Regions from separate parts of the Homo sapiens genome. Here region 2 is linked to region 1. A link is a loop called in an ENCODE intact Hi-C map of the cell type or tissue named here. Cell type or tissue: MCF 10A. All regions are shown on one strand. Each heading gives the region's core, and the rest is flanking DNA. Links, peaks and the distances in the headings are about the cores only. Region 1 has its middle 12 kb from the start of OR10D3. Region 2 overlaps SCN3B (sodium voltage-gated channel beta subunit 3).

Region 1 (2,921 bases), core at 296-2,795:
ATCTAGTTACAAATATTTCTGAAAAAAACTAACCTAATTGCTTATATTTCTCAATCATGATTTCATTTCTGTAATTTCACTTTGTTTTTTTAACTGCTGCCAGTTTTGCCATATAAAACATTGACAAAATCATTTTGCTCTCTTGCTAAAAATTTCTTTGGTATGTTTCCATTTCCTATTGATGTCAAGGCTGACTATATTGAGTTTAACATTTGAAGCTTTTTAACATCTGGTTCTGATCTCTGTCACCAATTTTATTCCTATTTCTCTTTTATTTTTGACTTCTCCACAAGCCAACTCAAACTCCTTTGTAATTTTCCAAACCAACGCTGACAACATGGTCTGGATTCTCCAGTTCAGTCCTAAATTAAGCTATTCTGTTGCCGTGTTAGGCCATGTTTCTCACATTGTGCTCTATCGTGGATCCTGAATTTTGGTGTATTTCTCACATATTCCCTGCTTTTGATGACTCTGAGTCCTAGTCTTCATGTGGCCTCTGTTTGGGATGTCAGTTTCGTTGTTCTCCATAGGACCAAATTATGCTCATTTTTCAGGACACCATCCAAACATTGTTTTCTTGCCAAAGCTTTCCTTAATGCTCCAAGCTAAAAGAAATGTTTCTCCTTTGAAATCTCATTTTCTTTGGAAGTACATATACTCTTGACAAATACCACCCATCTGAGAAAAAACAGTATGAGTGAAGTGAAATAGGATGACCATAGTTTTTAACTAAACAGAATACAAAGATCTAGAAATTTATATGAAATAGTAAGACCAGAGTCAACCTTACAGTAGTAGATCTGATGTTCAGTTTCAGCAAGTTTGTAATGAGAGTTTGAAGTACACTCACAAACTCTGATAAGTAGTTACATTTATGATGACATGAAAACTCAAGACATTTATTGCTAACTGATCCATAGTGGTTGTGACAATTGGGGAACAAAGGTCACCCCTAAGACAATATATACTCAATATGTCTCAACTGTATGCTTCATTTTAGAGAACAGCAATCTTTGATAATTTTTCATATAGTTCTAGTTATAGCTGTGCATTTAGATAAAGGGAAGTAGTAAACATACAGGGTATGTTAGATTTTAGAATTGTATATTGTAAATTCGTAATGAATCTGAGAATATGAATTTGCCACTCCTGGTCATAAGAATGTTTTCTTGTTTTGATTCTTAGCAACCTAGGAGCTGAAAAACTTGGAATTTCCCTTTGACGGATATGCCAGTAATAGGATTTAATCCCCTCCCTCTTTAGAGTCTCATGTTCCTGTAATATGAGAAAAGGGGTGACTGCATTGGGCTCCGTGCCTCTGGGCAAGCTCTCTATCACAACATGGGAATGTTAAGCGCATAACCTACCAAACTGAAAGCAAGTCACTGGGCACAGTCTCCATTGCAAGTCCCGGAGGGTGGAAGGGAGGTCTGATCAAGAATGAGAAACTTGCTTTTGTCCTCTCCTTGCCTTTTTGGCTGTGATCCAAAAGAAGGACATGCAGGCTCTCCTAGAATCTTCAAATCATCCCTAGTTCTTCTGATCTTTTCCCCGGTCTCTGTCCCTGCACTAATATGACAGCCATGGTCCCTATCTCCTATTTAGTCTATATTAGCTCTACAGATAGGATTCTGGCAGCATGTTAGTTATGTGATGCAGTCTAAGAAGTCAGTAGCTGGACAACAAATTGTGCCAGCCTGGAGGCCACATGATAATCCGTATTCTGCAAACTGTGCTCTATCGCCCCCTGATGGACATAGGATCATCTCCAACCTTAGCACAGAACGACCAGTTCTCCTTGGCTTTAGGGGTAATCATGATGTGTGCTTTTGGAAGGGCAGGGACAGAAGAGGAAATTTGTTTTACAAGTTCATTGGTAATTTGGAAGAAATGACAACCTCTGCATAGATATTTACACGCAGAGTAGATCTGATCATGTTAATTCCCATGCATTAAAATATTTTATGTCTCCTTACTAACTTTAGAGTAAAATCTACTCTAATATGATATACAATGATTTTTATAATCTGTCTGTATCTCAGTGCCCAGTCTCATGGCCTTGTCCATTTTTCCCATCAGGCCTTACACTCTAAACTCACCAAATTATTTGTCATTTTTCCAAAACTAACTATATCAAACTTTGGTATATTTGGATAGGCTGTTTCCACTCTCTGGGATGCAATTCATTGTTTTCAAAATCTGTCAAAATTCTCCTGCAAAAAGTCTGACTTGATACTGGTGAGAAGACATAGGCTATGCTTCCTCTGTATTCTAATTTTAGATGATAAATACCGTAATATTTCACCTTACATTACATTGCACTTTCCAGGCTGTGTTTCTAATTTCTACGTATGTTATACTTCACATATGCTGAAGGGACTCAATTAAAAGAAGATAAACTATACATACATTATCAAATAATGGAGAAGATATAATTTATATTTCAAAATATAAAATATATTCCAAAATATAAAATTTTTCGAACAATAGTATACAAAATTACATGTAGGTTTAAAATTGAATCGAACATGTAGAAACATATCAACATGATCATTTCAAACATGTAATGAAATAAGTTACAATTAATGCAAAGAAAATTGAACTAATAAATATAGATCCTTAATGTGACTATTAATTTTGAAAAATATAGTATACAATGTGACATGATGATACCATTTTATATCTACTGAATAAGCAAACTAATATTAAATAGTAAATAATCAAACTATATATTAACAAAGCTACAGAAGCCCCACAACATTTTTACACTACTGGTAGCATTTATTGATTTATGTGTTCATTCCAGGAGTATTTATTATCTATTCTATGTTTTGTATAGTGACAGGAGTTGAATTTACAAGTCCAACAAGGCATTTACCCTACCCCTGAAGGTGATGATTGCAACAATATATGAACACGCA
Region 2 (2,921 bases), core at 312-2,811, 550 kb before region 1:
CCAGGTTGCAGTGCAGTGGCATGATCTCGGCTCACTGCAATCTCCGCCTCCCAGGTTCAAGCGATTCTCCTGCCTCAGTCTCCCAAGTAGCTGACATTACAGGCACCCACCACCATGCCCAGCTAATTTTTTATACTTTTAGTAGAGACGGAGTTTCACCATGTTGGCCAGGCTGGTCTCGAACTCCTCACCTCAGGTGATCCTCCTGCCCTGGCCTCCCAACGTGCTGGGATTACAGGCGTGAGCCACCGCGTCTGGCCTCCATGCACTTTTCTCATCCATCTGTTATAAGAGTTGTATTGTGCTTATCTTTCTTTTCTGTGGACTGTGTGCTTATTGAGAACATATTTATTTCTGGATTATCTGCCTGCTGTATAAATCTTAGAATATTTAAAGTGCTCAATAAGTACTTATTGAATGAGTGAAAATAAATATTATCTTATTTGTTTCATGATCAACAAAAAGGACCATTAAAACATACTACATGGCAGATATCCTGATATATCTACTCCTTGCTAGTGGGAGAAATGTTGTAGCCACCTCTCCCCTTGCCAGCTCTCAACAGCAAGTCAGATTTATGATCTGCAGTTATCCATTGGATCTAAGTCATCCCCAAGTCCTTGGTTGTTAAGAGCACAGCACAGCCTGCCATAACTTTCAGCCCAGAGAGCAGTCCGAAGGCTCCAGGATCACCCAGGTTTCCAACTGGAGCTAGAGGTCATAGATGCAGCGTGAGGCACATGAGAATGCCGTACAGCTCAAACATCTCACCGCCTTGCTACCACCTCGTGCATTATTTATGATTTGTTTGGCTTAAAGCATGCTCTCTCTTTCAAAATGCAGTAGCCCACAAATGGCAATACAGGAAGCTGTCCTCAGTATTTTTAGTTACCTCTAGGTGAAGAGGCCTCAGGTTTCTGCCTTAGGGCCAGGAGGTGACAGCCAAAGCCAGAATAAACCCAACTTGAACAAAGAGAACCAGGGAGACCTTGTGGGACCACAGGAATGGAGGAGATGTGGGGTTGATGGGCAGGTGTCATGGTGGGGTGGGTGCGTAGCTCTGAGCAAGATGAGGGCAGGGAGTATCTGATGTCACAGAGGCAAAAAAGAAAAAGTGGCAGGGGGTTGGGGTGGTGGGGGTGGGGAAAGAAACAGTGGAAAGCAAGCCCTCCAGACAGGCGAACAATCTGGATTTTCACCCTGCTTCCAGCGCGAATTTGCTGCACGTCCCTGAGCAAGCCCCTTGCTCTTGCAGAGAACTCTGTTCTCCCAGCCACAAAAAGAGGGGCACCAGAGCTACACCCTCCAATCACCTGGGGAGTCATCAACTTGCATATGACCTCACTCACCCCTGCCGATCTCACACCTGCAAGGGTGCTGCAGAGGTGTCTACATCTGGAGGACGCCAATGTGGGCGATTCTGATGTCTGCCCTTTATCCAGAGGCCCTGGATTAAATAAATGATATCCACGCTTCCTTCACACCCGACCATCCACGAGGCTCTGTGGCTCTGATAATAAACTTGTTTTTCCTTCTGTTTTTACCCGAGGCTTGCTCTGGTACCTGGCAGACGAACTAGCTCAGCCTTGCCACACTTCCCACCAGCTATGCACGAGGGTGTCTGGAGGCAAAAGCCCGAGAGAGCAGAGGTGGAGACGGCTGAGCACTGTGCTAAGGTCTGGCGGGCACCAACCAAAAGTTCCAGATGGTGACCAGGAGAGGGCGCCAGGGCCCCACCCCCCAGAGGAAAGGCGTGTAACAAACGGGGGATAAAGGAACTTCAGAACAGGGGAGTACCTCAGAGAGCCCCCCGCCAACCCCTTCATTTCACACCAGAGGAGCGGGGCTCCGAGCAGGGAAGTGACTCATCAGGTCTGGATTCAGGAGCCCTGAGAGTCCCTCTGCACTTTCAGAATTGACCTACCTTCCATTTTAGTCATATCGTCTGATCCGTTATGTCTCTTTCTCCTTTGTTCATTCACTCTGAGGACTGAATCTCCGCTTCATTATTTTTATCACAACGACATGATAAAAAATGAATAAACCTGTGGCCTGGAGGTTGGGATTCCTGGATCCTTTTTTCTAGGAAGAGCCCTGTCTTTAACTTGATCTTTTCCTTCATGCCCCACACTTTGGCCTGCTCACTAGCAGTGATAATGCTGGAGATAGACTGAGAAAGGCTGGAACTCCCCCCTCAGGATGCAGGACTCCGGTTGCAACAGAAACACCTGAGTTAGGCTGCTGAAAGGCCTTCCCACTCACGAACACGGAACTAGCTGTAGGAGTCCAAAGATTTTAAACAAGACTAGAGAGCTATCAACCTGTCCCCTTCTCCCAGCAGGGAATGAATTTATGTAATAAGAGATGCCACAGATGGGGAAGAGGTTGCACGTGTGATTACTGTGAAGAAAGACAAAAGAAAAAAAGATTGTCAAACTTTGGTTTAGAGAGAGGTTCTCAAGGTGTGGTCCCAGCAGCAGCACTGCCCGCCAGGCAGTGTGTCACGCAGTGCAAACTCTCAGGCTCCACCGACAAAAGCAGAAAGGCTGGCTTCCAAAAAGCCCTGCAGGAGATTTTGAGGTTTGCTAAAGTTTGAGAACCCCTGGCTTAGAGGCATGTATTGCTTACAGGTAGAAGGAGAGATGACTTCCGGGTAACCTCATGAGATTTCTCTGAGCCCACTGAGTCAGGGATTCAACATAGGCCAAAGAAGAAGGCCTAGCTGAATCAGTAGCTTTAGGCCTCATGGAGGCTAGCCTCTTTCTCTAAGGGACCAGGAAGAGCTCATTCTATCATCTCCAAGCCTTTCTGCTTTGAGGAAAGGCACAGAAAGACAAGCTGCTTAGGGAATTTACAGGAAGCTGGCCACCAGAAGAAGATGGGTCAATGGTGACATTTTTAGATGTCACCATTCCAAATAC

Evidence for each region. Peaks named below come from ENCODE experiments on the same cell type or tissue, not always from the same donor. Only the 100,000 strongest peaks of a DNase experiment are listed, where the experiment ranks them.
Region 2: a loop joins it to region 1, with 4 times the contacts of the local background. A loop is called at or near these places in 3 of 110 quality-filtered maps.

Annotation. Positions count from the first base shown.
Region 1 is chr11:124,193,571-124,196,491 of GRCh38, forward strand. No RefSeq gene overlaps it. Among named protein-coding and RNA genes, the nearest start is that of OR10D3, 12 kb to the left of the region's middle. In MCF 10A, for the core only: a CTCF peak has its summit at 1,718 (motif pointing left); DNase peaks (open chromatin) are centred at 1,351 and 1,731.
Region 2 is chr11:123,639,418-123,642,338 of GRCh38, forward strand. The region is part of intron 4 of SCN3B (sodium voltage-gated channel beta subunit 3); the gene reads right to left. It overlaps LOC124902777 (a long non-coding RNA gene), which reads left to right. Exons shown (of 2, transcript XR_007062929.1): 2 at 1,550-2,057. Among named protein-coding and RNA genes, the nearest start is that of SCN3B, 14 kb to the right of the region's middle. In MCF 10A, for the core only: a CTCF peak has its summit at 1,719 (motif pointing right); no DNase peak of the experiment used is centred there.